Regions from separate parts of the Mus musculus genome. Here region 1 is linked to region 2. A link is a loop called in an ENCODE intact Hi-C map of the cell type or tissue named here. Cell type or tissue: left cerebral cortex. All regions are shown on one strand. Each heading gives the region's core, and the rest is flanking DNA. Links, peaks and the distances in the headings are about the cores only. Region 1 holds the start of Ctdsp2 (CTD (carboxy-terminal domain, RNA polymerase II, polypeptide A) small phosphatase 2). Region 2 holds the start of Tsfm (Ts translation elongation factor, mitochondrial).

Region 1 (15,809 bases), core at 5,257-13,256, 48 kb before region 2:
GACGGTGACTTCAGGTCTCTGGTGTGAGGGGCCTGGGCTGATGAGTGACTTTACTAGAGGTGATTCAGGCCTCATACTTCACCTCTTTTCTTACTGAATCTTTACAACCAGCCCCAGGAGGGGAGCGGGGCTGTTATCTTTACTGGAATATGAAGATTGAGTCAGGAGGCAAGTAAGGGTGGGGGACTGGGTGACAGCCCCCAGCAGCTTGCAGACTTCATCATCCAAAATCTGAAGCCCGCCACCCCCCATCTCCCCCCCCCCCCCCCCGTGGGCAGTTTCCCAGTCGGCACTACAGAGAAGCCAAGCTCCCTACACCAGCTCATCCATTCACCCCAGCGTCTGATGCTCCCAACCTCAGTCCCTGTCACTGGTTTCCCTCCCTGCCTCATGACAGGACACACAGTGCCGTGTAGCCCTGGTGCTGAGAACTCACCAACGGTACAAAATGGAACGAGGACTTGGGAACAACCAGATGACAACTGAAAACTCCAGACTAGACTGTTTTTGTTGTTAAAATACTAACAACAGCCAGTCCTGGCGACACACTTTTAACCCCGGAACTAGGAGGCAGAGGCGGGTAGATCTCTGTAGTTGAACCAATTTAAACTTATCCCTGTCTAGCTTACAAATGAATAAAACTCAGACTATGGTTATTTTGTTTGGCTTTGACAGTTACTGGGGGTCACCCCTAATTTATTTTTCTAACTGCTGGTCTGGCTACCTCCTCAGCGGTGTACCCCCAGATACTCCCTGTTTCTCCTGGCCATGTGCTCATGGCCCATCTCCTCTGGAGATAGCTTCCTTCTCTCTCCCACTCCTCCTCCTTCTCCTCTTCCTGTTCTCCCACCCCCCCCCTCCTCTCTGCTTTCCCCAACAAGGTAACTCAAAACCTGTCCACCTCTAATCCCTCCAGTAATTGGCTGTACCATTTTTATTCAACCAATAGTTTTAAATTAAAGACACGGTTGGGCTGATGAGATGGCTCAGCAGGTAAGAGCGCCCAACTGCTCTTCCAAAGGTCCTGAGTTCAAATCACAACCATCCCTAATGAGATCTGACTCCCTCTTCTGGTGTGTCTGAAGACAGCTACAGTGTACTTATAATAAATAAATAAATCTAAAAAAAAAAAAAAAAGACACAGTTTGTACAACAAAAGCTGGTAAATGCGAGAATTTACTGATAGGCAAGAAGACCTTCCGATACAGAACTCAGCATTACAACACAGCCACAGAACAAACCTCAACAGATCTCTGTGAGGTTAAGGTCAGTCAGGCTACAGTAAGACTCTGTCTCAAAAACCAAACAATACATTAATAAAATAATAACAAAGACAGGACTAGAATGTGGGCCAGCTGGGAGACTGTTTCCCTCACATGCCCAAAGCCCTGGGTTTGTGTAATCCCCAGCCCCACATAAACTGGATGTGTTGGTACCACATCTGGAACCCCAGAATTCCAGGGATGGAAGCAGAAGAGTCAGGGACGTCCATGGCTGGGGAGACGGCTCAGCAGCTAAGTGTGAGGGCCTAGGTTCTCATCTCACAGTTCCTGTAAAAGTTGGATCAAGTATTGTGCTGGAGGGAGAAGGGGAAGAAAGGCAGGCTGACCCCTTGCAGCAACTGCACAGCCTGGCCAGGTCCAATGCAAGACCCTGTCTCAGACAATAAGGTGATTGAGAAAGACATCTGATATTGACCTTCCGGCTTCCCCAAGCACACGTACGATGCACACTCAATCAAAAGGAACACATACACACACACACACACACACACACACACACACACACGAACTCAAGGCATTCAAGATCATCTTGGGCTACCCTTGTGATTTGGAGGACAACCTGGAATATATGAGATCCTATCGGAAATCTTTTTTTTTTTCTTTTTTTTAAATATAACATTTCTGGGCTGCAAAGATGGCTTCCAGAGGTCCTGAATTCAATTCCCAGCAACTACACGGCAGCTCACGATCCAATACTCTCTTATGGTGTTCAGGCATACATGCAGACAAAGCACTTGTATACAAACAAACATTTCCATGACTTCAGAGAGGACCATGACAGGTATCTGTTGGTCTGCCTTGTGCTTGCTCTATATGGGACATGGTAAGCACATTGGTCCAGGGGAAGCTCTTCCAACTCTGCCCATTTCTGTTTCCCTTGGCTCAGGGTTGGCCCAGGGACCTCCATATGACCTCAATTTCCACAGAAGACAAGGCAGCCACTCTGGGTGAGTGCCCCCATCCCTTTGCTCCAGTATTGGGGGAAGTGCTGCTGTTTCCAAGATGCCTCTCAACCTGCCAGTTAGAGAGTCAGGGACAGAGAATGGAGCAGGCGAGTAACCTGGGGAGAGTCAACAGGCTAAAGGGATGGGCTCTACTCGTCACTTAAAAAAACTACACGTGTGTGTGTGTGTGTGTGTGTGTGTGTGTGTGTGTGTGCGTGCGTGCACGCTTAGCCTAAATCCCTGGAGCTGGAGTTAGGGGTGGTTATGAACCAACCATCCATGCATGTGTGCTGGGAATCAAATCCCGGGCTTCTACAAGAGCAAGTGCTCCTAACTGCCGAGCCATCTCTCCAGCCCCGACTTGTCATTCTTGGGCCAAGTTAAAGCTATACCCTGGGCATCTGGCCCAGAATTTGCAGGCAGGAGATTATTTATAAGTCTGTTAAATAAAAGTCAGAATGGCCTTGCCTCCCACCTCTCTTTTACCACCCTACCTTAGAAAAGAGCCCCATTACTGAAACCTTACAGAGCTTTCTAGAGTGGAGATATATAGAAGAAGGATTCCCAAACTTTCTCTGTCTGGGCTTGGGGATCGAGTGAGGCTGCCTAAACTCCACAGGAAGAAGAGTCCTGACTGGCCTCACAGAGGCCTTCCCTCCTCCTCTCTCCGCACTCCATCTCATTCTTGTTTGTTCACACCCTGTCTTTTTCCCCCTTTGGGTTCCTCTGAGTGTGTGCACACAAACTTTCCTTGGCTTCAAGCCTGAGGACCCCCTGCTCTGCGTGGTTCAGAGATGTCCAGAGCTCTCTGCACATAGGAGAGATGGGTGATGACATCATTTAGAGAATGCCTTGAAAAAGGAAGTAGGCTAGGTGTGGTGGCAAGCGCCTTTAATCCCAGCAGAGGCAGAGGCAGGCAGATTTCTGAGTTTGAGGCCAGCCTGGTCTACAAAGTGAGTTCCAGGACAGCCAGGGCTACACAGAGAAACCCTGTCTCGGAAAAACCGAAAAAGAAAAAAGAAAGAAAGAAAGAAAAAGGAAGTAGAAGCCATGATGAAGACATACCTGTCATCCCAGGACTCAGGGGGCTGAGGCAGGAGGATCGATGTAGTTCAGGGTACCATGAGCTGTGTGGCAACGCCCGACTTTAAGACACCAAAGCCAGAGAAGCAGACGAGAGCACAGGCAAGGGAACGTATCTGACTGTGTGCACACCCAAGGGTGAGATGCAACATGCATTTAACTCTGTTGTCTCGGGCACGAGCCACTGTACCCTGCACAGAGGACACCGAGACACGGAGTCACCATGTGCTGGACAAACAGACAAGGTCCTCTCATTCTGTCTAGTTATACACGAGACACGAGATCCAATAATGAACAGCACAATTCCTAGCCTCCAGGGGCCTTTTAAATCGTCAGAGAGTTCCTAGAGAAGGTGTGTAGAAGGACCCGAAATCATGACAGGCCTGCCTCAGTTTCCCCACTGCTGCTGCTGCTTCATCAGCTGGGACCTCAGATGAATCTCGATTAACCCTTTCCAGACCATGTTTCTTCCTCTCGAAGATGAGCATATCTATTCTGCTAACCATAACATGAAAAATTAAACAGGCCAGGTAATAATATATATGGAAGTACTTTATAAATATTACAGGGGAGAAACTATCTATGGAAGAGGAAATGAACAGGAGAGAAGTGTCATCCAACGGACAAGAGAGCAGGCCTTGGCAGGGAACCGCCTAGCTGGAGCACAGGGTCAAAGTCCAACAAGGTCCCTTAGCAACCGGCTGAGACAGTCCTTACAGATCCCATTGTTTTAAAGGTGGGAGGCAAATATGTCAGAACTCCCCCGGCTTCCTTTCCTTTAATGAATTAGAATCTACCCAGACTCAGGGTTTGAGGTTACATAAGCATCATTCAGATCCTCTCTAACAGTCACATTCATTTTAGAAAAACAGCATTTTCATTAAAATGGTGTTATGTAAAAAAAAAAAAAAAAAAAAAAAAGAAGAAAGAAAAGGGGGAAAAAAGGGGAAAAAAGAGCAGTGTGTGTGTGTGTAGAAACATTCGCACTTGTAAGGAACATAGGATATATACATATGATGATAGTGCCTTGTAGGTTATGACCTACTTGGACAAGATGAAGAGACACAAATGTCTAGCTATGAGGACTGCAGTAGGAAAGCCACCAGGTGCCCCCCACCCCCCATTCCCCAGGAACTATGGCCTTGAATCATAGTAACTCATCCATCACCAAAAAGCATTTGAAATGGGTCAATGGGATGGTTTAGCCAGTAAGAGCGCTTCCCAGGAAAGCCGAGTTTGATTCCCAGAGCCCACTGTGGAAGGATAGAAGAGACCTCCTTCAGGTGCAATGGGGTGCATATACAGCATACAATTTTTACAACAACCCGATACAGAGTTAAAACTGCTTCTTTGGAGCTGCTACTCCTAGCAGACAAGTGGAGAAACCCTTCCTGAGAAACCTTAAGTTTGGGAGTTCAAACCTGAGCCTGGGCCTAAAAAATGAGGGAGAGCTTTCTGGGTCCACTAAGCACCTCTATCCTCCTCAAACTGAGGATGGAACCATGAGATGGGAGTTGGGGGTGGGAGGGGGAGCTGGACTGGGAGGATAGGGTAGATGCCTGAGTGGGAGGGGCTGGCACCTAAGGTGGCCTTAATACATAAGGTGTCATTTCCAGAGGTCAGTTCCATTCCTCACACTCTGGAGTCTCGGTTCCGCCCCCTACACACTCCTTCCCAGGTACATATCAGCGGTATTCTTATATAAGGCACTGGGCTCTAAGCAGGAAATACCGTAACTGCCTCGAACCCAATCTGGCTTCTCCATTTTTCCCCAGGTTTCGTAGGGCGGAACCATTGAGCCTTCTTGGAGTAAAGCGTCGGAAACACAAACACCCCAGCACCGAGCACGGAAAGCGGAGCGTTGGAGTGGCCTTTTTAAGTAGTTGGGAAGGGGGTGTGGCCGAGAGGACCAGGAGGCCGCAGCCCAGCAAGCGGGGAGTGGCCCGGGGGCGTGGCCGTGGCGACTGGAATGTTGTTGGGTCCTTGCACCGCATAGTAAGGAGGGGCCACGCCCCCTTTCTGCGAGCGGGCCAATCGGAGTGCCGGAGCGGTTTCAAGTCTCCCCCGCCAGCCTGCCCGCCCGCCACCCCACCCCCCTCGGGGATTCGCTTTTTCCGTAAGAAAATAGCAAACCTCTGCAGGGTCCGCGGCCCCCGCTGCTCGCCGGAGGAGGGTCCCGGGGCCTAGGACGCTGGCCTGGAGCGGAACGCGCCGGCAGGCGGCGAAGAGGCCGGCCCAAGATCTGGGAGGAGCGCGGGGGTGGGCGCTGCAGCCGCGGGTTGTTTATCTGGAGTACGGAGGGGAGGGGGGAGCCTGGAAACCGCCCCGTGTCCCATTTCCTCCTCTTGTTTTCGCTCCGGATTCTCCATGTTGGACCCAAACTGAGGAGCCCGGAGCTGCCACCGGGGGATCGGGGCTGGGGGCACCGGGGAAGCCGCCGCCTGGCCCGCCCGCCCTCTGTGCAGGCCGCCTCCCTTCCCGGCCCGGGGAGGAAACGCGAGGGGGATGTGAACAGCTGCGGGAGTCGGAGTCTCGGGAGCCGGAGCCCGACGGGCCCCCGCCCAGGCCCCCCAGCCCAGCCCGCCTGCGCGCCCGCCCGCGCGTCCTCCCGCCCAGCCAGCCCGGGCCCGCGGGATTGTTAGATGGAACACGGCTCCATCATCACCCAGGCGCGGAGGGAAGACGCCCTGGTGCTCACCAAGCAAGGTAGGGGCGCAACTTCCCAAAACTTTGTGTCGCCCCCGAACGGGGAGGGGGCGGAGGATCCGGCTGGACCCGGGGTCCGTCGGTCCTCGCGCACCCGTCGGGCTCTCGGACCCCGGTGGGGGCTGAGCGAGGCCCCGGCTGCCAGCGCCGGGCGGGAGGGTGTCATCCGCGCAGCTGTCACCCGTCCGGCCACCCCTCCCCCCCCGGGGGCAGTCAGAGGCTCGGGAGGGCGCGCGTCGCGCCAGGCCACCCGCGCCGCCCCCACCCGAGCCGCGGAGATGGAGTGGTCACTCCTCCCCCACCCACCACCGCTGCGCGCCTGCCCCGGGGCTCTGGGGAGGGTACGAGGGGTCCCGAGCTGGAACGCCACCGGGACCGGAGTTTTCACGCAGGACCGGGATGCCCGGGAGCTCGGCGGTGGCGGCGCGGGGACTCGGGACGAAGTTCACCGGCCCGAGGCGGGGGCGGTGGTGGGGGAGGGGGGAGGGCCGCGGTCACTGCCGGGCGCGGGACTCTCTTCGCGGCTCGGCGGAGCAAACAAGCCGGACCCGAGGCCCGGCCGGAGCCCCTCCCTGCCCCGTGCGCTCCCCCGGGGCCGCCGCTGCACAGACACAGCCGCGTTTGTTTAGCCCGGGAGCGGTGTCCCTGGTTACATAATTCGCCGGATGGCATCAGACCCAGCGTGTTTCTGAATCGCGCAGCGAAAAAGTGCGAGTTTGTCTGTGGGCAGAGGCTCGCGACCCCCCACCCCGATTGCAGGGGGAGGTCGTCGGATTGAAGCAAACAGGGACGTCCGCAGGCAGGCCCTATCTGGGGTGTGCTTGGGGAGCGAAGCGGAGGCCTCAGCCTCCCGCGGGGGCGGGGAGGAGATTGGGGCTGGGAAAATGGGATTGCTCGGTTTGATCACAGTGGGGTCCCCTGAAACTCTCCTCTCCCCTATGTTCATCTGGCCTTGAGCATTGTGTTCAAGATAGCTGGTAGAAATTTCCGCCCAGAGTAAGGACTAGTGTTGCCCCCCTCCCTCCTTTTTCTTTTTCTAGAGAACTCCCAGGACTGTGGCCACTTGGCTCAGAGGCTGAGAGGCGAGCACGCTCTTGGAACCAGATCTCAGGCGCTGCAGCCCTTTCTTTCTATTCCGGAGGGGCATAAAAGGCCCGTGCCACAATTGAGTAGACTGAGACCTAGAGCCTGGAAGGAGGCCAGCTGTGGGGCCTGGGTGTAGTCATCCCCTACTAATACTAAGCAGCAGGTCACTTTTTCCTGGGGTTCACTTCCCAAGGAGTCTACCCAACTTGCCTTAGCCTAGGGGCAGAGCAGCTGGGCTGGTGTCCCAGGCTCTCTGGAATTCCTTGTTAGGTTGGGGGAAGGGGAGCGGTGCGTGTTTCTTGGCCTTCTGAAGCAGACTGCACTGAGGAGAGCCGAAGCCCTGCCTGCCCCTCCTCTTTGCCAGGGTCCCCTGTTCTAACTGCATCACTGACCCAGCTGTGAGATCGGCGGCGCAGCAAGTTCACCTCCTCTCCTGCTGGCCTCTCAGCAGTGCTGAGCGCCGCAAAGGGAGGCTGCCTGTGTTTATCAGTTACTGCCAGGGTTCAGTTCCCGTTGCAGCCTCATCCCAGGAATAGGACCCACGCTTCAGGATGGGAAAGGACATAAGAGGAGGGGGTAGTGACAAGAAGCCGGCATGGCGTGTGCCTCCTTCCCACCTGTGCGCCCTGCAGGGTCTCCTAGGTGTCTTGAGGGTGGCGGGCCACATCGGGATAAGAAGACTCGGGACTGTGCTGTAGCTGCACTGAGCAAATCAGAGCTGAAGTTTAATCCGGCAGGATGAGTGACAGGCAGCGGAGAGCAGAGCAGCTGGCTCCTGACCGTGTCAGGTTGCTGGTTGAGTTTTCTTGGAGTTACAGTTTTGTTTTCTTTTTTGTGTGTAGTTTGTCCTTCACATTTCTCCCTGGAGGAATCTGAATTCTCCAGCCAGCAGCCTCTTGGTGTCTCTCCCCCCTCCCCTTTTCTTCAATTGCATTCTCTGGGAAGGCGTGCTTGCTTCTGAGCAGCTTGGCACCCAGCAACCATGCCAACTAGCTGAGTTGGACATCATTTACAAACAGAACCTGCATCTTAACACTCGTTTAGGAATTCCCACCCCTCCCCTCTCACCATCTCCCATCCCCAACTCCTGTCTACCTTTGGAAGAGCAGAAGAGGAGGAGTGTGAAGCAGTTTATTAATGAGTTGATTTCTGGAAAGAAACAGGTTGCCTCTAGCTTCGGTGTTTTCTCAGTGAAGTTGTTTACCAGTGCAGATTTTTTTATGTTGACTATTTATTTATTTTTAGCATTCTGTTCTCTGAGTGTTAAGGCTGCCTGGTGTGTTGATGATTCAAAAGTAATTACAGTCAGGGAGGTAGGACAAAGTTGCTGAAGTCATTGATAATAAAAGCAGCAAAATTAGATCAACTCTCCAGGCAGACAGGAGAAATGGCTCCCTGGTACAGCAAGAAGCTGGCCATGTATGTATCACATCAAAAATAAAAGTAACCACTTGGCAGGAATGGGTACTTACTGCGGCCTGGTGTAAGGGTGTCACCCAGTTACTAGGAGGCTGTGCCCAGCTCTGGGCTCAGATGGGGAAAGTAAAGGAAACAAGGCTGCCTTTGGCAGCCCAAAGTGAGGTAGGGGCGGGGCCTCCAGTGACCTATCAGGACTTTGGGGGGAGTCAGAAATGATCTGTAATGGGCAAAATTCGATGCCTGCTTTTGGAAGGAGGCCTAAGCTTTGGACTCCTTGTCTCACATCTGGAACTGGGCAGGGTCTGATGTCTAGTTACACTGGGGATTCTTCACTGAGGAGGCTGTCACTAAAACATGCAACGGTTTTGTTAGATTTATATTTTGTGTATAGGTGTTTTGCCTCCGTGTATGTCTGTGCACCGCATGGGTGCCTGGTGCCCACAGAGGTCAGAAGAGGGCATCTGGTTCCCTGAGTTTGGAGTCAGATGCTTGTGACCCACCATGGGGTCTGGGACTTGAACTCAGGTCCTCTGGAAGGACAGCCAGTGCTCTAAACCTCTGAGCCATCTCCCCAGCCTCTCAATGACAAGTTTTTCTTCTTGCTCCCCACAGAAGGCAGAAGTCCTGACCTTCCCCTTGAGAGTCCAAGCTCCCTGTAGCTGCAGCTAAGCCTTTAACAGGAAAAGCTGTGAAAGGAGTATTGGTGGTGGGTGGGTAGGGCCTCCTAGGCCAGCCTGCACTCAGTCCTGCTCCTTCTGGATTTATCCCCCATCCTGGGATCAGGCTGAGTGGCCACTGAGACCATGTAAGCCAGAATTGCTCCACACCGAGAGCCTGGGGTAGGGCTTTTGCTCTACCACGGTCAGTAAGTGTGCAGAGCCGGAGGCTCGGCAGCTGACTTGGGGCACTTTAAAGAAGCCACGCTTGAGAGAGGGGTGAAAAGTCCCTGGGGATCGCAGGCATGGGGAATCGTGGAGGTGTGGGGGAGGCCCGAGTCCTTCCTCCAAGCCAGAGAAGGTAGGAAGTTAAACAGGGTGACAGCTGGCTCTGGAGGCCTCTCCGGTCAGTCTTTTAGTGAGATGTACTAAGAAAGGAACACTAGAGGGACACTTCTAACAACAGGCTGTGAGAAGTATGAGATGGAGAGAACGTGTGCGCATAAGTGGCTGTGTGAGTGTGCACACATACACTCACTGACATACATAGTTGGGCACAGCGTCCCCCTCAGCTTTGAGAAGTGTTGAGTGTTGTCTTTTATTTCCATCTTGGGATATTTTATCCTGGGGTTGGTGAAGAAGTGGGGTCACCAGTTGTTAAATGTTTGTTATTGTTGATCCAGTGTTGGTTGCTCCACATTGATTGCTTCAGATTCATTCCTAAATGCAGCTTGGCTGGTGTTCTGTCCTCCTCCTTCCTGTCCCTTGGATACGCTGTCTGTCGGATGGGTTTACTACTAAGAGCAGGCGCCCCCAGTCACCACATTGGTGTGAAAGATGATCCTCTGCACCTTCCACAGCCTTCCTACAGACAGTTGCGGCTGCTTGTGCCTGTGTGTGTGACAGGGATGGGGCATCTTACAGCCCTGGGCCTCATGGAAGTCTCTGAAGTGCAGCTTAAACCTTGGAAGCAGTTGGTGTCTTGGAGAGGGAACTGGCCGTTGTATATGTGACAGTGACTGCCACTGTTTGGCTTGGTTGGAGTCTGTGCTCTCGGTGGATTATGTTCTAGGTGCTTTTGGTGACGAGGAGAACGGGAGCTTGTGGAGAGGTGGCTCTGGTCTGAGTGGCGAGCACGAGGAGAACGGGAGCTTGTGGAGAGGTGGCTCTGGTCTGAGTGGCGAGCACGGTGAGAACCTTGACTGCTTTTCATCCTGTCGCAAGCTTGAAGTGACTGAGAAGCAGCTTGGTGAGGATTTGGCTCTTTACATCTCTCACGCACTGAAAGCCTACGTGTAGCCAGCTGGGCTGTAGATGAACATGTTCCGTGCAGATCTACAAATGAACATGATCTGTGCAGATCTACAAATGAACATGATCTGTGCAGATCTACAAATAAACATGTTCCATGCAGATCTTATGAGGAAACTGGTAGGAATTAGAAGGAGGAAAGTGGACTTGTTTGAAATGGAGCACTCAGGATCAGAGATAAGAACAAGTTCCCTGTGAGTGCAGCACCCAGCCCTTCACTCACGGGAGCCTGGTTCCTGTGGACCCCACAGCCTGGCTCTGGGCAGGAGTGTGTGCTCTCTTCTTATTGGTTAGCTTTTCTACTGCTAGCCTTGCGCCTGATCTGAGTGAACCTCAACGTAAAAACACACACATTCTCATTCTGTCTTGTCTGTGTCTCTCATAGTCAAGTTCTGTGTGTGTGTGTGTGTGTGTGTGTGTGTGTGTGTGTACACAGACACACACACACACACTTCCCCCCTCCCCCTTGTGGTGGTGTACTTTGAGACAGACAGACAGACAGACCTTGAGCTGCTCCTGCCTGCTGCTCAATGCTGGATCGAGGGAGGGCCTCCTTGTCAGCCTCTTGGAACCCTGACCGACTCCCATCCTGATGAATTTGCTCTAAGTCACATGCACTGTTCCCAGGGAGCAAGCATGGCTCCCACTCCAGTGAGAAAAAGGCTGTGTGACACAGATTATGGGAAGGGACAAAGCATTCCATCTCTACACAGCAGGAGGAGGAGGCCTCTCCTTCATGACACTGAAAGGAAGGACAGCCAGCCCAGGTCTCTTGACTAGGGTCTTGTTTTGTCTTTGTTTTGGGACAAGTGAGGCAAACCAGACTCAGGCCAACAGTACCAGGCCATCATCAGATCTGCTGGAGAGGGAGGTTTCTGGGGCCCAGAGGAATCACATTCTAATTCTGAAAGGGGTTGGTTAAAATTCTCTGGCTCTCAGCCAAGGACACACATCAGAATCCCTTGTGACACTTACTAAAAATAAAGCCCCCTCCCCCACCCGCACACCTGGGACCCACTGACTCAGAACCTGGCAGGTGGGCCAGGCACGTGTGTTCCAAGTGCTCCCCAGATTCTGACAGGTGTCCTGGGAGAGGAGCCAGGAAGCACCGCAGAGAAGCCAACTGCCTGTTCAGCCCTGAGCAGAGCATTCCCTCAGGGTCCAGAGTCACTTTCATTAGGCAGCCTGTGGCTCAAGATCCAGGGGAGCCTTGAGTTTTCTGAGTGAGTGGATAGAGTAATTGTTCTTGTTCACCGAGTCCCAGCCAGGATTCACAGAGCGCTCACGTGGGCAAGGTGCTGAGAGCAGAAGCTTGCGTGAGCTGTGGAGCCCACCCTTGCCCACCCTACCTGCTGCTTCACCCGCTGCCCTAGGTCTGTGCAAGATCCAGGTAGCTCAGAGGCTGCTCTCGTTGGTTGGTGGAGGTTGGGGAGGAGCAGAGGGCTTGGAAGTGGGCAGCACATGATTGAAGAGGCCAGATCCTGAGGAGGGAGCAGGTTGGCCAGCCTCAGAGACAGAGGGACATAATGAGTTTTGTGTGGTCCCAGAAAAGGCCCTGGCCCACGGTTGGCTGGGGTATATGGCCTCCTGAAATAAGAAGTCTCAGCTGGTGTCACAGTGGGCATTCTGAGATTGAAGCTGACTTTAGAGTGTCAAAGTGTCCTGAGCCTAGTGCCTAGCAGCCGACAGGGAGCCTCATCAGGCCAGGACACTCTAAAGCCTCACTCTCTGAGATAGTCATTCTTTTACCATTTTACAGATGGAAAGACTGAGGTTCTTGCCACATTTAGTATTTGTATTTAGTATTTGTGCCAAAGCCAGATTCTTTTTTTTTTTTGGGGGGGGGGGGAGGCCTGAGACAGGGTTTTTCTGTATAGCCTTGGCTGGCCTGGAACTCACTTTGTAGACCAGGCTGGCCTGGAACTCAGAAATCCGCCTGCCTCTGCCTCCCGAGTGCTGGGATTAAAGGCGAGCGCCATCACGCGGGCAGATTATTTACTTGTTTACTTGCTGATGGAGATCTGACCCACAGCCCTGCGACTCGCCCTTGGAGCCAGTGGCATCTGGGTAACACTCCCCAGCTCTGGCCTCCTGTGCCTCCTGTGCCTCCTTGCCCTGGATTCTTCTTGGTTCTCTGTGAAGCCCAAGCATTCGAAAGGTTGGGACAGAGATCCCAGACCAGCCCTGAATGTCCATCAAGATGATGTCCCAGACCGACTTGCCAGGGTTCCCTTAGTGCCCCTCCCATGAGCCCGCTCAGCTCCTCCTCGGGAGGAAGGAGCACTAACATGACTGGTATCCAGTCCCCGACAGTGTCTCCCCTGCACTATCCAGCCCTGTGCCCCTAACATTTCTCAGGTTAGTCCCTGCCACTCCAGAACCTGCTGCTCCTGGAGACCCCCATTGCATCGCACCTTTAAATATTTATTGCTATTATTTTCAAATAATTAAGGGAAACTTCTTAAAATTCAGGCCTGAGACCCTGAGAGGGCTGGGCCAGGGGCAGGACTATGAGGCATGGTGGCATAAACCCACCGTCCCTATATACGCCTCATGAGGCTGAGGCAGGAGTGTGAAGCTGGTGTGAGTTACATGGAGATGGCTGCCTCAAATACACACAAAGATGAGAGGAGCTGTCGATGCAGGACTACCAGAGGCCCAAGCCGTGCTGATGTAAGCCAAATCCTGTGACGCAGCCTGCCTAAAACAACCCAGCCCATGAAAAGCCGTTGGATTCACACATACTTCTGCCCTGCCTGCCTTGTTGGCAGAAGAGAGCGCATTAGTAGCTGGCCTCTGTGCGTGAGAGGCCACCATCCACTGCTGCTCTGCCTGGGGCCTGCCTTGTCTAGGCATCTCCTGCCCTCTTGTCTCTTTGCCCACTTACCTACTGGTCCAAGGAGCCCTTCCATCAGCCTGGCACTTGAGTGCCTGTCTGTAGCCAAGGCACAGATGCTGCTGCTGACAACCTGGGAGGACTCCTCTCCACAGGGAGGACTCCTCTCCACAGGGAGCCCCAGTCAGATGTGCCTTGGCTGCAGGGCCCAGGCAACTGGCCAAGAAGGGCCGGAAATGCTCCAAATACTCTCCTTCCTCCAATAGCACAGGGGAGGGAGGCCGCTCAGAGAGGCCATTTTATAGTGAGAGCAGCCCTGCCCTGTGCTGTGGTAGGATGGGAGCTGAGGGGAAGCTCGGATGTTGAAGGGAGTGAACCAGAAAAGTATCCTTGTATGTGAATGGTCTTCTGAAAATCCCATAGCTCAAGGAGTTGCCTTCTGCCTTTCCGGCGCTGTGCGGATTTCCTGTGAGGAATTCCTTTACCAGGATACATAACTGTGTTGTTGGCAACTGTGACAACTAAACCTGACCTTCAGAAGGTTAAAAATAATGCCATCCTGGTAAGGCCAGGCTTCATCTTTTTACAGGCACAGGTTTCTATAGGGAATTACTGCTGTGGGGGTGCCTAGGGGAGAGGGCGGTGTTAGCATCAGGTGATGCTCGTCTTGTCGTATCCCAGCACTGTCCATCGAGGCTGAGAGTGGGAAGGCAAGGTATGGTGGATGGGGAGTTGGGGGAGGGTTCTCCCAGGCACACATCCCTCATCTGACCCCGAATTTCAACCACACATGAGGAAGTGAGGGCCCCTAGTTCTCTGTTGCTCTCCTGGAATGAGGCCCAAGTTGTTGCCAGTTAGTGTAGCTTTTAGTCTTAGAGGCTACCCTGGATCTCACTCACATGTTTTGTTTATCCTGAGTGAGGTCCTGCTATTAACCCAAGTTTCAGATGAGGAAACTAAGGCTTCATGGTTGAATCCAGCAGAGCCTGGCCTCCAGCCCAGACAGTACCAAGTGGAGGGAGACCTGTGTCCATAATCTACCTTGTGAGGAACCCTAGCAGCCCCAGCCTTGAGTTGGAGGGGTGTTGGGAGGGTCCTGGCTTCCAGTCTTCAGTCCCCAGCCCCTTCTTCTACTTAGAACTGGCCTGTTGCACGTGAAGAGGCTTGGGACAGGAGCAGGTGCTTCGCAGACAGGAAAGGAAGGCTTAGCTACCCAGGAAGGAATTGCTGGAGGGGAGTGGGGTGGGGGCAGGGATGCAGTGCAGAGCCATCCATCCATCCCAAGGCTTTTGACACAAGGTTTTGGGAGGGAGTGTCCTTGCTGCCTTCTGCACCTCTCTGGTCTGCCTAAGAATCCGGAGGGGGGATGGGGGTGAGGCTCATCCTGGAGGGAAGTAGAGCAACTGTTTCCTAGAAGAGGCTAAGAGCTCTGACTGCTCTTCCAGAGTTCCTGAGTTCAATTCCCAGCAACCACATGGTGGCTCACAGCCTTCTGTCTGAAGAGAGAGTGTGTGTGCTCACATAAATAAATCAAAAGAGGCAGAGACAGACAGACCAGTGTGTGGAGCTGTCTAGACACTGTTGGTGAATGCCCACAAGCCTTGGCTCTGGATTCAAATTCTCACTCTGCTTTCATACACTGCATGGCCCCAGTGGGCTGATTAGCCTGTCTGCCTGTTTCTCCCCCCGCCCCCCAGCAAAATGGGAGGCAGGACCTACAAATGAGTTCCCCTTGAGGGTTGGTGAGGCCCTGAAAGCAAGTGTCTAGCACCACTCAGCTCCTGCAGGGCCTCCCTCCCTCCTGCCCTCATTTGGGGACTGTGGCATGAGACTGGAGGCTCCCCAGGACCTAGCTCTGCAGGAGTGGCAAGCCGAGAGGCCCTGCAGCACTCGTTGGTAAAGTTGTTAGCACCTGTCATACATAGGCCAAAGGCTGTGGAATGGAATTGGTGAGGCTGTTGTTGGCCCTGCAGGGAAACAGCCATGGTGGGAGAAGCTGAATCCAGCCCTGGTGCCCCTCAGGAGTAGTGTTTGAAAAAGTAGAGAAAGCAGCCTGCATCAAGGTTGCTGTGAGGTGGGGCCTGAGGTGGGGGGATGACTTGAGGTCCTGGGTGTGGGGTGTTTCCTTCAGAGCTGCACTCAAGGTCAGGGCAGTTTTGATCTCCTGAGATACAGAGGTTGATGGACACACTGTGCCTTGGAGAAGCCCCTCACCCCTACAGTTCAGGATTTTTGCATTGGTCTGGGAACTTGTGCCTGTTGGGCCTCCTGCAGTGGACACAGGCAAGGCCTCTCCTTGGCCCCAGCCAGCTGCTCCAGGATTCCTTATCCTCACAGAGCTGTCACTGTGACGTTGACCACACCGGGCCTGGCCTCTCTTGAGGAACGGCCTGGGTTGTGTGGTCTTCTAAGAAAGACTGTGCCTCCAATTGTGGTTTGTGCAAGAAGAAAACAAAAACCAAAGGAGAAGCTTTGGCCTTGGAGC
Region 2 (15,809 bases), core at 4,537-12,536:
ATACAGTGAGTTCCAGGTCAGCCAGGGCTACACAGAGAAACCCTACCTCTAAAAACCATAGGAATGAATGGAGGGAAGGAAGGACAGACGGATGGATGGATGAAAGGAAAAAAGGAGGGGAGGGGAGGGGAGGGGAGGGGAGGGGAGGGGAGGGGAGAAGACAATAAAAGCCAAGTAGTGGCTTTTAATCCCAGCACTTGAGAGGCAGAAGCAGATAGATCTGTGAATTCGAGGCCCAGTTTGGTCTACAGAGCTAGTTCTAGGACAGCTAGAGCTACACAGAGAAACCATTTCGAAAAAACAAAACAAAACAAAAAAAGAAGGCCAGCACACACTTAGCTCAGCAGTATACCTCAAGTCCTGATTGAGTCCCCATCATCAAAGCAAATAAAGGCAATGCTGAGAGAGCTGTGTGGTAACTGTACCGCTGTCATTCCCGTCTGCTGCAGACCTGGCCAGCACACCTATTTCAGGGGCACATACCAGCGTATGTATACACCACTACAGAGAGCATGCTGGAGCTGTCAGCAAAGGAGCCCACGTCGCCCAGACAACTCTAACACATGCCAACAAGCATGAAATCCAGATGACAGGAAATACTGCTAGGTAGTTCCAGGGAAGATACATGGTCCAAAATGTCACAGAGTCAACACAGAGTGGAGATCTTTGTCACAGGAACAAGACAGTGTGTTAGAAACTTCCAGAATTATATAATAGACTGGTATAGGCTGGGGACTGGAGAGATTGGGTAAAAGTGCTTACTATACAAAGCCTGGCATGTGTGCACTCACACACAAACACACACACACTCACACATTAAGCACTATACAAATGAGAAAAATTCTTTATTACATCACCATTTAATAACTTTACCCATGATTATATATCTTCATTTTAAACTAAAAAGGAAAAAAAAAAAACAAATTTGAGGGTTGAAGAGGTTTAGAAAATAACTTTTTATAAGGAAATCCAGATATAAAAATTAAATATTTCCACTTAGGCCAAAAACCTATTCAGCCTCGGCCACCTGTTCGTCTTCTCCACATTCGAAGCGCACGAAGTCCACTACAGTCACGCCCTGGGGCTGCACGTACTGCCCCAGTGTAATGGAAGGATCCAGGAGGTACGGCTGGGGCAGCATCCTGGTCTCCGTCTCCCCCCCAGGCTCATCGTCCAGGGAGCCCACAGAGAGAGGGGCCATGCCCACCACGTGCTGCCCCAAGCGGCGGCCAACCTCCTCCAGGTTTGCGATCTGCTCGGGAGTCTCACAGATGACCAGGGCCCCGTACTTCCCCAGCACCAGGTTCTGGAGGGAGGGGCTCTGCGTCACTCCGTGCACATAAGAGCCGACATAGAACCCAGAGGGCACCTTCACCCAGGCAGCTCGCTTAAGAATCATGTTCTCTCCCAGTTTACCTACAAAAGAGCATAAACAAGAAACAACACCACTGGATTGAGGTGACTATGGCGGCACCCACGTGAGCTGTGGATGGTGACCTTTCTGTCCGTGCAGTCAGTCTATCTGCACCGTGATGGGAAGACACCAGCCTCGGCCTGTGTTTAAGGAGGAGGGAGAGGAGCAGAGCCCCTCTGAGAGTACTCTAGCTAAAACAGGCTGGCTGTCACTCAGGCTGGCTGCCAAATTCATGGTTCTGTCTTCCCTGGTTCTGGGAACTGGGGCATTTATCAACTACCAAGCCTTGGTTTCCCCCTCTATTCAATGGAGTTGATATGACCCACCTTTCAGGGTTACTGGGAGAAATAAAGAAGGTGGCGCAGGCAAGGAGCATGCATTGCAGTGTGTCATGCAGAGCGGGCACTCAGAACCCGGCTATTCATCACACTAAACTCAGGCTGAGAGATCCAAATGACCCACAGGGCAATACTAGCAGAGTGGGAGTCACAACTCAAAGCTGACTCCAACTCCCACCCCATCACCAAATCACTCTGGAAACACACCCACCACTGACACAACTGGAAAAGGTCTGTAACCAAAAGCTGCAGGAAATCCAAACCCAGGCACCCCACAGTCCCAACTACCACTCTTCAGAGGTGCAAAGATTCTGTGACATTCTCAAAACTAGAAACTGATTCAAGTTTCTCTTGTTTGCCCAGGATCCCCTTCCTGAGAAACCTGAATAAACCAAGATGAGCTAGGGATGTGAGGCCAACAGCAGGGACTCCGGAAGATACAGGTTAGCCACAGTTACAGCTAGAGGCCATTCAGGGGAAGATCCAGAAGTGCCATTCCTTCCGAGAGTTCTGCACACAGCCATTGGCTTGGCTGCTCTCTCTGTGACTCACAAGACAGAACCAGAGATTACCATGTGAAAACAACTACGCCTTGACTAGAAACTGCAGACCACAGACAATCCCCAGCAACTGCAAGCCAGCCTGCTTTCTCCCTCCCTCAGGACAGCCCCATAGTGACTGGAACGTGGCTTCTAAAGACACGCACCTTCTTAAACTCACTATCAAGTCCCTAAAACAGACGATCTTCCATTTTCTTTAAAGGGGAAAGATTGTTAGGCAGTGGGTAAGGGTGAGTGGCGAATGCCTTTTCTCCCAGCACAAAGAGGCAGAGAGGCAGAGGCAGACGGGTCTCTGTGAGTTCAAGGTTGGCCTGGTCCACAGAGTTCCAGAACAGCCAGAGCTACACAGTGAAACCCAGTCTTTAAAAAATAAAACACCCTCCCCACCCCCCCAAAAGTATTTTTATTTTATGTGTAGGGTGTTTCGACTGCCCTAACCCTAACCCTAACGCTCTGTGAGCCACACACATGCAGCGCCCTTGGAAGCCAGAATCCCTTGGAACTACTGTTAGAGATGTTCACTAGTCCAAGCTGACGCTAGGAATCAAACCACTGCCCTCTGGAAGAACAGCCAAGGCTCTTAAATGAGCTGTCACCCAGCCCTTAAGTTTTCTTCTCCACCTTTAGTGAGATTTTCCCTAAAACACACACAATGGTCAGCTGGAGGATGAAGAGCCATCTCCTCTCTGCCTTTGTTTATAGTTGGCACAGTGATGAGATAATTTTAACTAGTTGTAAGCCATTAAAAACCATGAGAGGTAGTTTAGATTTATATCTAAATTCCTTTAAGGAATTCAGGATTCTGACTGTACCAGAACTCCAGTTCCCTCAATATGGTACCTCTTTTGGTTCTTTGTGGTGTCTACCGCTCCCTAGAAAGGCCAACCCATACTCCCATAGTCCTGCCCTTAGCAGCACATGAGCTTGTAATTCTCTTTTTAGTTACTTGTTGAGAGTTTCGCATATGCGTATGACATGTTTCCATCGCATTTGCTTCTTCTCCCTGCCTCCACTCTGGAGCTGACATCTCGGTTACTGAATGAGACGTGGAGGAATGCCAAAGATACCAGGAAAACCCAATCATAACTTTCCAGAGCCCTCACAGATACTCACCAATCGCTAGGGCCAACTGATCCTTGAGAGAGCCTTCCCTGTCGGGCCCAGCTGCAAGTTCAGAAAGCTCAGAGGAGTTGAGAAAGCCCTACATACAGGAGACAAGTGTGAGCTGGCTCTGACGGCTGAAATCACCCTAACAACAGGCAGAAAGAGCTGAGACCTGGGAAAACACTTAAGACGACCATCTATAAATAGATGAAACTTCCACTAAGCCAGGATGTTAAAAATTGGTAACATTGTCACGCTTATAAATATCTTACTCTACTACTGCACACACACACAGACACAGACACACACACACCAATTCTATTAGACGCTCATCTTCTAGCCCTACCTTCTTAGGATTTCCTAGAAACAGGAGCCGGATTTTTACACAATCATAAAATATCAACAGCAGAGGACTTGTGCAGTTTCCAGGAAGGCATGATGAAGCACACGAGAAGGAAGGGGCCGAGCAGAGCTTGTTTGTGCACGTGGCCTTTGGCTCTGCAGTTCTAGGGCTGGGAATTGGACGATGCATTTCCCTTTCCGGTACTGTTTTTGGGGTCAGGGTCACATTCTGCAATCCTGTAAGACTTGGAAAAACCATGCAGCCCAAGGTAACCTCAAAGTCCTGGAAATCCTCCTGCCTCTGCCTCTTGAGTGCTGGGATTACAGACATGCATCACTGTAACCTGCTGCTGATGAACTTGCAAAGATACAAAAGTGGGAATTCTTTAAAAGCACACATACATAAGATTATCCACTAAATAATTATTTCTTTTTAAAAAAATAATCTGTGTACATCCATATACAAGTCTTTATTAGGAGAATAATTATTTCTAATCATTAAAGTTTGACAATTGCCAAATGCCCAAACACAGGAGACTGGCTGAATAATCCTTGGCACATCGTACAACTTAATACCATGCAGCTAGAAAGACAAAGGACAGTGAACATGGTAGAACACGGTAGTGAACATGACAGTGAACATGGTAGAACTTGGTAGTGAACATAATGGAACATGTTAGTGAACATGCTAGAACATGATAGTGAACATGGTAGAACATGGTAGTGAACATAATGGAACATGTTAGTGAACATGCTAGAACATGACAGTGAACATGGTAGAACATAGCAGTGAACATACTAGAACACGATAGTGAACATGGTAGTGAACATGACTGTGAACACGGTAGTGAATGTGGTAGAACAAGCCTTAATCCCAGCACTTGGGAGGTGGAGGCAAAAGGATTTGAAGCTCATAGCCAACCAAGGCTACAGTGTGGTCAAGACTGGCCAAGTCTGTGTGAGACACTGCTATAGACTGTTTCGTGACACAGGACAAGTGAAAGCAAGTCTACATGTCACCATCAGTACCTGACACAAATGTACATTATAGTGTTGTAACAAGAAATGACTTAAGACGATAATATGATGAGCCTGCTCATCTACAGAAATAGTTAGCAGGGGGGTTGGGGGCTAGAGCAATGGCCATGTGGTTACGATCACCAGCTGCTCTTCTAGAGGACTCTGGTTCCAGCTCCAAGAGACCCAGTGCCCTTCCTGGCCTTCGAGAGTGCACACACATGCTGCACTACACACGTTAAAAAAGGAGGAGAATGGGAGTCAAGACTGAGAGAGAACTCAGAGGTTAAGAGCACATGGCTGCTCTTCTGAGGACCTACGTTCAGTCCCCAGCACCCACATGGCGGCTCACAGCCACCTGTAACTCCAGCTCCTCTTGTAACCTTTATGGGCACCCATATGCATACAAATAAATAAATATAAAGTTTATATAATAAAAATAATGACATTTGAAAGGGAGTCAGAGGGAGCCAGCGAGGCAGTGCAGTGGTAGGGACATGTGCTGCCCAACAGGATGCCCTGAGCTGTCACAGAACCGACTCCTGCAAGTTATCCTCTGACCTTCATGCGCACCCATACACACACACACACACACACACACACACACACACACACACGCACACACCAGTGCTATGATGTGATAGAGATGTTTTCCTAAAGCAACAAGACGTCTCTTATCCTTTTGTTTGTTGGTTGATTAAGACAGGCTTTCTCTGTGTAGCCCAGGCTGCCCTAGAACTCATTCTGTAGACCAGGCTAGCCTCAAACTCAAGAGATCCACCTGCCTCTGCCTCCTGAGTGCTGGGATTAAAGGCATGGGCAACCAGGTCCACCAAAATAATGCCAATGTATTTAATTCATTATTTGTATATTGTCTAATTCAGCTTTGATACGTCTCTGTATGTTTTGTTTTTGTTTTTTAAAGAATTATTTACTTGCCAGGGCCAAGAAGTGGGAGTGGGTGGGTAGGAGAGTGGAGGCGGGTATAGGGGACTTTCAGGATAGCATTTGAAATGTAAATGAAGAAAATATCTAATAAAAAAAAATAAAAGAAAGAATTATTTACTTTATGTTTTTGAGTACACTGTGGCTGTCTTCAGACATGCCTGAAGAGGGCATCAGACCCTATTACAGATGGTTGTGAGCCACAATGTGGTTCCTGGAATTAAACTCAGGACCTCTGGAAGAGCAGTCAGTGCTCTTAATTGTTAAGCCGTCTCTCCAGTCCATTTCTTTTGTTCTTCTGAGACAGGGTCTCACTGTGTAGCTTGTTTTGCCTGCCCATCTGTCCCTCTCTCTCTTTTCTTTGAGAGTTCCTTTAAGTCTATCATTCATGTGATATTTTGAATTGTGAATCTGTGGTTTCTGATCAGCTAGGGCTATGAATAATCAATCAGCTTATGATAAACAAGAGTCAGGACCACTGACCGAAAGCTTTGCTTTACAGGGACGATCAATGCTATCTAGCTGGGACTGAGAGGTCAACATGGCTGAGGGAAGTTCTTCTGGGAAGTATTCCCTCAGGGTCATCACATCGGACAGCATGAGCTGCATCCCCAACACCCACATAAAAAGACGGCATGCATCTGTAATCTAGCAGTGAGGTGGCAGTGGTCTTTCTGAAATCCATTACTAACCAGTCTGGCTCAAGGGGTGAGCTCCAGGTTCATTGAGAACCCCTATCCCAAAAAATGATGGAAGCCAGGTCTAATAGCTCATCTCTCTAATTCCAGAGTTCAAGAGGCAGAGGCAGGAAGATCTCTGTGAGTGTGAGGCCAGCCTTGTCCCAGAGAAGCCAGGCCTAGAGAGATCCTGTCTCAAAAAAGAAGGTGGCACTCAGGAGGCAGAGACCAGCCTGTCTGAGTGAGTTCCAGGACAATCAGAGCTACACAGAGAAACCCTGTCTCAACTCCTTCCCCACCCAAAAAGAGAAGCGCAGTTCATTGGTAGAACAGTCTGCCCAAGTTCCTGGGTTCAATCCTCAATCACTCACCCCAAAAAGGTAAAAAAAGAAAAAGAACAGACCCTAAAATGTGGAAGACAAAAACTCAGCAAGCTGGAGCCGACCCTCACGCTCACCTTACTGTACGTGGAGAGCCGATCCGTCAGGTTCTGACAGTGTGCCATGGTTCCCAGGGCTACTTGCTGGACCAACTGTTGAAATTTTAAATTTCTGGAGACAAAATCTGTCTCACAGTTTACCTGTGGGAATGCATGGATATTGCTGTATAAGCTGTTTACTAATAGTTTCTAAAAGTGCCTTAAGGTTGGAGACCTGTCCAAGGTATTGACGGAACAAGCTGCAGGCCCACAGTTCCGGGGTGGCAGAAGCCAGGGAACTAGTCAGCCGAGGCCTGCATACCCAGCAGGATTCCAGAACACCCTGAGGGACTCGCACCATGGCCACTTCACCTACTGTTTGTGAAAGTGTCTCAGGCTGGCCTTGAACTCGTTAGGTAGACCAGGACGACCCTGAGCTGACCTTCTGGCCTCTACCTCCCGTGCACTAGAATTACACCCACAAACTACCATGTTCATCTCCCAAACCACATTTGTTTATGTTGTTCCTTTCTTGTAGCTTTATCTGTTTTTTACACGCCTTGACCCCACAGACTCCTCTAAGCCTGCTACTTACTAGTCATCAATACACCGAGTAATACATTACTATAATTACCAACTTTCTTACCGTGTTTTTTGTTTTGTTTTGTTTAAGAGTAAAGGCCAGGATTCCAGCTTGTAGCCTAGCTGCCCTCAAACTCACAGTAATCCTCCGGCCTCCCAAGTATGGAGTGAACACAGGCGAGAGCTGCCGCACCCTGCTACTAGTTTCTAAGTCCACCACTTACAGTCTAACATTTTAAGTCTAACATTTAGAATAAATGATCTAGGTTGCTAGGACAATTCCCATCAAGACATTTATATTCTTTTTTTTTTTTACCTTTAATATTTACTTATTATATATGAGAACACTGTAGCTGTCTTCAGACACACTAGAGGAGGGCATCAGACTCCATTGCAGATGGTTGTGAGCCACCATGTGGTTGCTGGGAATTGAACTCAGGACCTCAGGAAGGGTAGTCAGTGCTCTTAACCACTGTGCCATCTCTCAAGCCCTGCATTTACATTCTTAATCCCGTCACATAACGGAGGCCTTGGGGACTTCACTCGAGCCACCGCTTACAGATTCCTTAAGCATGCAAAGGGTCCACCACAGATCGTACTCTCCAAGATACAGCTGTTTCTAGTATGTGGCATCCCAACAACGCACCTCTACTAAAACAGCTGTGTTTCCCTCCTGCAGAAGTCCAATCAAGCCTTCTTTAGTCTTCCTCCCGTGGAGCTTGGCGGCTTTGCTCCATCCTTCCTTCTGGGCCTGTTTGTGCAGCCAGTCCTCTGCCTACAAATGCAAAAGAAACAGAGGGGAAAGTCAGTCACAGGAACTAGAAATGAAAGGTACTTTAAAATATGTCCAAACCATATATGACTTTTTATAATTTCTTTTTCTTTAATGATTTATTTATCTTATGTATGAGTACACTGTATCTGTCTTCAGACACACCAGAAGAGGGCATCAGACCCCACTGCAGATGGTTGTGAGCCACTATGTGGTTGCTGGGAATTGAACTCAGGACCTCTGGAAGAGCAGCCAGTGCTCTTAACCGCTGAGCCATCTCTCCAGCCCCCATATGACTTTTTCTGCACACCCACATTCTATAAGAGAAACTACTAAATGCTTTACACCAAGCGCTGTAGTCGCTGTTGCTTCTCTACTTTTAATCTTTACAACCCCACTATAGGATAGATGGTAGTGTTTTCATTATACAGACAACGCTGACAACACGAAAGGATTCATTGCGATCTCCAGAGTTTGAGCGGGTGTGAGAGCCTCTGGAGTCTAACTCCTAAATTTATACAAACACCGATCTCCAGGCAGCAGCAAATCTCATAGCCATAAGGAACATGGAATTCAGCAAGTTAAGTTTCTAGGTTAACTGCTTCCAGTGAAAACGCAGTCGAAGGGTAAAGCTCTCGTTTAAGCCAAATTTTCCTCTTTGGCCAGTTCTGTCGCACAGGACACTGGGCAGCAGCAGGTCATGTCTATGCTCCGCAGAGTGACCCCCGGAAGGAAAGAATGGGGTGGAGCCGTAGCACCAAATCTCGCAGCACCTCCTCCCACCTGCTTGAGGTCACCGCCACAAGTCTCCAGAGCCTTCTTGCAGTTGACAAAGGAGTAGCCGGTTTTCCGCCGCAGTTTCATAAGGAGCTCCTTGCTGGAGGCAGCAGAGGACAGCGAGGGGCCGGCGTGAAACGTGAGCCATGGCTGGGACGGCTGGAGCAGGACAGCCCTCGCCTGGGGAGAGTAAGGAGAAAGGGATGAGCTCCCGGAGCAGAACGGGAGGAGGGGGAGCACCATCCGCGGGGCCAGGGTCGGGAGAAGGGAAGGGCGCGCGCGCTCACCGAGCGGCCGGTGCACGCGACCGGGAAGAAGCGCAGCGACCGCAGAAGCGACATCCCTCTGGCCCTCCCGCCCATCGGCGCACAGACGGGACGCCGGCCTACGGCGTGGCGCGAGAGCCAAAACGCCTCCCAGAACGCGTGGCGCGAGGATGCTGCCACCTGCTGGCAGGAGGGATGTGCCCGCTTCTTTTAAATTCATTAAAATATTTCACAAAAGACTTAGCGGTAAAGTTGCTGCGAAATAACAACACAAGACATGTAGGTGACACTTTGTTTCTTTATTTCCAATGTACTTTTATATTCATTATCCATTTATGAGTCCGGACACACACACACACACACACACACACACACACACACACACACACACACACACACGGCAGGTAAGTAGGGTGGGCTCAGGAAATTGCCCAAGGTCACCTGGAGAAGCAGAGTTCCTTCAACAAACCCAATAAATAATTGCTGAATTAGTAAAATATCTACTGAACATATGTGTGCCCGGAGCTGTTGCTAGTTTCAGGGGATCGGTGATGCATAAATCATAGCTCTACCCTCCAATGCATCTATTGGTCTGAGGAAATAAGAATCGGGTAAGGCAATATAAGGTCCCTAACCAGTTAAAAGATCTCCAGTCAAGGAAACCACATCCAAACAGAAAGCTCGGGAAAAGGAGTGGTTTCTTCTTATTTTTCTTTTTCTTTTTTCTTTTTTTGATTCCAGAAGCAAAGCATAAGTGTAGACAGAGAGCAATGGCCCTTCCTGGAAGGGATCATCGGAAAAGTGGAGAGGCCAGGGAATGCCCATAGAGTTAGGGAACAAAGCGTTAAGACACTTTAGCTAAAAGTGCAAAAGAAGCAGAGTAGGAAATGAGATACAAAGTAGTTTAGGAGCAGGTGTGTGTGGCCTGAGTACCAAGCAAAGACGTTTGTTCTGACAGTAGAAGCTAATTAGAGCAGGTTTTGGAAGATGGCAAGAGCTTGAGGCGTGGCATCTAGGTTAAGAGAACAGTGGCAGACACATCAAAGATGGTTGTGTGCCGAAAGGCTAAGTAAAAAAAGAGCCAGACTGCTGCAGAGAGGGAGAGACAAGAACCGAAGGCAAAACAAGAAGGAAAACCTGACGTGGAAGGAAGAACTAGAGATTAGAAGAACCTCGAACCCAATCCAGAATGTGATCACATGATGCCTGTGATCAGGTCTTGAGCTTTGCAAAGGATGAAGAAGCTACAGACCAACGGGACATCTCTGATTCTCCTCCTGGGGCTCAGGTCTAGGAAGACTCCCCCTATTGAGACTCTTATTTCAACAAGCAAGAGACAGACATTCTGGAGTATCTTGGCATCCAGCTTTCTGGCAATGTTTAGAGATACAGGAGAGATAATTAATGCCTGTTTTTCCCTTTAAAAATGGCAAAGATGGGCTGGTGAGATGGCTCAGTGGGTAAGAGCACCCGACTGCTCTTCCGAAGGTCCAGAGTTCAAATCCCAGCAAACACATGGTGGCTCACAACCATCCACAACAAGATCTGACTCCCTCTTCTGGAGTGTCTGAAGGCAGCTACAGTGTACTTACATATATTAATAAAATAAATCTTTAAAAAAAATGGCAAAGATGCACGAAGTGGTGGTGCACGCCTTTAATTCCAGCACTTGGGAGGCAGAGGCAGGCGGATTTCTGAGTTCGAGGCCAGCCTGGTCTACAGAGTGAGTTCCAGGACAGCCAGGGCTACACAGAGAAACCCTGTCTTGCAAAACCAAAAAAAAAAAAACAAAAACAAAAACAAAAAGTCAAAGAGTTTTAAAGAGTCCATGCTATGTAAAGAAGTGTAAGTGGTGATCTCTCTGCAGGGACTGTTCATGCCATTTAGTCCTAACTATCCTGATCGCCTTCCTCTGAAGGCAAGTGTTGGGTGCTTTCTTTAGGCTTTAAACTCAAAGCTCCTGGGGTTCTGCCATTCCTAACAAGCAGCCACCCTTCTGCATCTTCCCAAGAGTAGTTAAGGGAACCGAAGGGAAGAGGGAAGGAAGAAAGGGGGGGGGGGGAGACGGGGATGGGGTGGGGGATGGGAGACGGGGACTGGGGGGGGGGATCCATCCTTTTCTTTCCTCTTGGTGTTCGCGGCTCTGGAGGGATGCCATTCCTCCACTGAGACAAGAGTTAGGTCAACAGAAGGGGTGCTGTCCGGCAGGTGCCACCTCCCTGTGCCTGGCCCTATAGATGTTGACATTCACATCCTCATCCCGCTGGGCCAGCTCCAGGTGGAAGTGCTGGGGCAGGAGGCGCCGAAAGAAGGTCTCTGCCCCGTGTTCTGCTCTCATCTTGGAGGCCAGGTAGATGGTGCCGTGGGGCCCACACAGGTGTCGGAGAGTCCCCAACAGTAGCGGGAAGGTAGGTTCCAGGTACACGATATCCGCCCCCAGCACCAAGTCATAGTTTCCAGGAAAGACATGCTGGTCAATTCCCCAGGACAAGGCGCACACCCGAGCCCGGCCTCCGGGTGGCACATTGGCGTGGACGTTATCCTGGATTTGCTCTAGTGCCACTGGCAAATCAGTGATGGTAACATCCCCCCCTGAGGGAGAGTGGGGAGGGAAAATGCAAGTCAGAGGGACCAAGACAGGGCTCCTGACTCCTGCCTGGAGGGTCAGAGACCCTAAGGTCTCGTGTCTCCATGACCCGAAGTCCATACTTTGGCTTTTAGTTGCCCTAACCTCAGTGCCAGCCACGCCAGCCACTCTCATTACTCTACATTCTACAACATCAACATTCTCTCCGAGCTAATCTTCAACCCTTCTGCTCAACACACAACAATCAGATGTCAGCAAAAGCCTGAGCAAGACCAAGCGGGGGGGGGGGGGGGGGTGAGCTATGCACCCCTACCCACACAAACCCAGGAGACGTGACCTCAGCTGAGTCCGAAAGGACAAGCACACATTGGTCAGGTGCGCCTTTCTGAGCAAAGAATGGGGAACACAAGTGCCTGGCAGGCAAAGGGCAAGGCATAGTTTAAGGGAGGCTAGACTCTAGAGCAGAGGTTTTCAATCTGTGGGTCGTGAAACCCACCCCCAATCGGAAAACATAGGTATCTACAGTTACATTTCATAACAGTGGCAAAATTACAGTTATGAAGTAGCGGTGAAAATAACTTTATGGTTGGGGGTCCCCACAACAAGAGGAACTGGATAAAGGGTCACCGTGCATTAGGAGGGTTGAGAACCGCTGAGCTAGAAGATGTAGAAATTGAAAGAATGTCAAGAGCCAAACGGAGGGCCATTGCATGCTAAGAGAGAGTCAGGCTTGATGGAGTGTGGTCTCGTGCTAGGCATGCTATATTGCCAGTTGGAGAAACAGGTTTTAAGAGTAAGATCAGGGCTAAAGACAATGAGATCAGCATTTCAGAACACTTCACTCTCACAACAACTGTGTACTGAGTGCTTGCTAAACTCGAGGGATACAACCGAAGGCAGAACAAAACAGCAGCCTCCAGAAAGTTTATTCCAGACTTGGAAACAGCTGCAAAAGTAGTAACAAAAGTAACTAATCAGCTGGGCGGTGGTGGCGCACGCCTTTAATCCCTGCACTTGGGAGGCAGGGGCAGGCAGAGCCAGCCTGGTCTACAAAGTGAGTTCCAGGACAGCCAGGGCTACACAGAGAAACCCTGTCTCGAAAAACCAAAAAAAAAAAAAAAAAAAAGGTAACTAATTAGAGGCATGATTGATGATAAAGAAAGCAGAAGTGCTAAGAGGTAACTTATTCTTCATCATCATCATCTTCAGTTCTTATGCCAGGTGTCTAGAACACATCAGTGAACAAGACAGGGGAGAATCCACACTTTCGGAGTTTACAGAATAGGCCAATGTGGTGGTGGCAATGGTTTGTCGGCTGTCTTTGTACTTCTTGACCTTGACATTTTTTGCAAGAGTAAAGGCCATTCAATTTAGAGTTAAGTTGTACATTTAAACATTATTTTACATTTACTTCTTTTTTGCATGCAAGTAGCATAGTGTGTGCGCGGTGATGGAAGTACAGCTTACAGTCAGGTCTCTCTCTCGACCTTTTGGGGCTTCTGATCTGCTGGATCATCTCCATGGCCCAGGTTGTACATTTTTTTGCCAAGAAGAGCACAGAAAGGAGGTTTTAGCACTAGGGCAGAGCCAGGACAAGCAACAATTAGAGACCAGGCAAGACCCTAACTAAGTAAAATAGAGGATAGCTGGAGAGATAAATGGCTCAGTGACTAAGCACTTGCTACTCCTCCAGGGGATCCAAGTTTGGTTCCCAGCATCTATATCAAGTTGCTTCCAGTGGTCTGATCTACAACTCCAGGGGATGTGATGACTCTGGCTTCTGAGGGCACCTGCCCTTATGTGTACAAACCTATGCAGGCATACACATAATCTAAAATAATAAAAATAATGTTTTAGGGGGCTGGAGAGATGACTCCGTGGTTAAGAGCACTGTCTGCTCTTCCAGAGGTCCTGAGTTCAATTCCCAGCAACCACATTGTGGCTCACAACCATCTGTAATGAGATCTGATGCCCTCTTCTGGTGTGTCTGGAGACAGCAACAGTGTACTCATATACATAAAATAAATTCTTTTTAAAATGTTTTCAGCCTGGTCTACAGAATGAGTTCTAGAACAGCCAGGGCTACACAGAGAAACCCTGTCTCAAAAAAACAAAAAACAAAACAAAACAAAAACAAAAACAAAAAAAAATGTTTTAAAGGAAAATAAAATTTTAAAAGGGAAGAGGCTGGGGTTGTAACTCAGTTGGTATAATATGTAAGGACCTGGGTTTGAATCCACCAAATAATTGTAAATAATTTTTCAGACTGGAAGTGATGGTGCGTACCTATAATCCCAACCCCAGAGAGGAACAGACAGCCAGATCGGAGATTCAGGGTCATCCTTGGCTACATAATTTGAGGCAAGCCTAGACGACATGACACCCTGTTCCAAATGAAGGGGGATGGGACACTGGCTCAGTGGATACAGGTGCTCACCAAGCCCGACAATCCGCTTTTTATCTCCGAGTCCTATATGGTGGAGGGAGAGAACTGACTCCCACAAAATGTTCTTTTGACCTCACATGTGTGCTGTGACAAATAAAGGCCTGTGCCACCACTGCCTGGCTACACATTTCATTTCTTTTTAATTAGAAAAGAAGAGGAGGAGAAAGAGGGGGAAGAAGAAGAGGAGAAAGAGGAGGGGGAGGGAGAGGAGGAGGAGGAAGAGGAGAAAGAGGAGGGGGAGGGAGAAGAGGAGGGAGGAGGAGAAGGAACAGTGGCAGGAGATGAAGAGAGGACCAAAAGAAATGAAATATCCAGGCATGGTGTAGCTGCCTGTACTCATAGAACCTGAGGAGCTGAGGCAGGAGGACCGTGAGTTCTGGACCATCTGGGGCTACATGGCAAGACACACAGTCAACAAAGCACAAACAAACAGGGTCCGGTGGTTCACATCTGTAATCCCAGCCCTTGGGAGGCAGAAGCAAGAACATCAGGAGTTGAAGGTCCACCAGGGTTACATTAAGCCTTGCAAAAAGACACACGGTCCGTCAAATAGCAACGTGTGCTACCGTGAGGGACCGAGCGGGGAAAGACCAGGAGCACACTTTCAGTGGGATGCTTGGGAGATCCTCACTAAGCAGATTTTGTTTGGAAAAGACCTGAAGGCAGTGCTGGAGCAAACCACGTGGCTTGGCCTGGCTAAAGTCTGCCAAACACAGATCAGCAGGCACAGAGACCTCGAGGCCGGACTGTGCCCCGCAGTGTGAAGAGCAGTCAGACAAACAGCAACAGGAGCTAGGACAGGGAGACGGAGGGGCAGGATCCTAGGATTCGTGGGAAGATAGAGGGGAGGTTTCAGAGGAAGGATTACACTTGGATTGCTGTGATTTAAAAAAACAGGCTCAGTGGATAAGAGCACTCACTGCTCTTCCGAAGGTCCTGAGTTCAATTCCCAGCACCCACATGGCGGCTCACAACTGTCGGATGCTGTCTTTTGGTGTGCAGATTCACATACAAAGTACCCGAATACATAAAATACAAAAACAAGGAAATCTAATAGTAAATAAATAAAATAAAATGAAATGTGCTTTAATTATGACACATGCTCACAAACAAGGGGGCTAGAGAGATGGCTCAGCAGTTAAGAGCTCGCTGCAGAGGATGCAGAGGGGTTCCCAGCACCCACATGGTGGCTTACAAACATCTGTAACTCTAGTTATCGGGGCTCCAGTCCCTATTCTGACTTCTTCAGGCACCAGGACAGCATGTGGTACATACATGCAGGCAGAGCACACACACACACATAAAAATTAATAAAAACATCTTTTAAAACAAAACAAAACCCAAACCTGCAGAAGGCAGGACAGATCCAGGGAGATTGGTCAGGGCAGAGATGATGTTGGTTAGAACTCAAGTAATGACAGTGACTAAGAAGTAATCAAATCCTTAACATATTCTGCACACATCATCAAGATCAATAAACCAATTCTCCTCCCTCACACAAAGAAAAGGGGGGGAGGCTTTTTTTGTTTGTTTGTTTGTTTTTGTTTTTTTTGAGACAGGGTTT

Evidence for each region. A loop is a pair of places that touch in the nucleus more often than their neighbours do. Peaks named below come from ENCODE experiments on the same cell type or tissue, not always from the same donor. Only the 100,000 strongest peaks of a DNase experiment are listed, where the experiment ranks them.
Region 1: it touches region 2 in a loop (2.0-fold over the local background); 15 of 42 quality-filtered maps call a loop at or near these places.

What each region holds. Positions count from the first base shown.
Region 1 is chr10:126,973,286-126,989,094 of GRCm38, forward strand. It overlaps Ctdsp2 (CTD (carboxy-terminal domain, RNA polymerase II, polypeptide A) small phosphatase 2), which reads left to right and starts at 5,432. Exons shown (of 8, transcript NM_001113470.1): 1 at 5,432-6,016. The coding sequence starts at 5,953. Gm40798 (a long non-coding RNA gene) reads right to left here and starts at 4,235. Exons shown (of 2, transcript XR_872169.3): 1 at 3,293-4,235; 2 at 1,159-1,550. In left cerebral cortex, for the core only: CTCF peaks have their summits at 5,528, 9,599 and 9,800; DNase peaks (open chromatin) are centred at 5,266, 5,585, 6,204, 6,697 and 12 more places; H3K4me3 peaks cover 5,818 bases; H3K27ac peaks cover 5,919 bases.
Region 2 is chr10:127,021,511-127,037,319 of GRCm38, forward strand. Tsfm (Ts translation elongation factor, mitochondrial) reads right to left here and starts at 9,304. Exons shown (of 6, transcript NM_025537.3): 1 at 9,234-9,304; 2 at 8,953-9,126; 3 at 8,044-8,172; 4 at 6,855-6,977; 5 at 3,426-3,513; 6 at 822-1,416. The coding sequence starts at 9,287. The coding sequence ends at 1,010. Eef1akmt3 (EEF1A lysine methyltransferase 3) reads right to left here. Exons shown (of 3, transcript NM_001205036.1): 3 at 11,395-11,804. The coding sequence ends at 11,395. In left cerebral cortex, for the core only: CTCF peaks have their summits at 8,350 (motif pointing right) and 9,395 (motif pointing left); DNase peaks (open chromatin) are centred at 9,069 and 9,351; H3K4me3 peaks cover 1,136 bases; H3K27ac peaks cover 532 bases.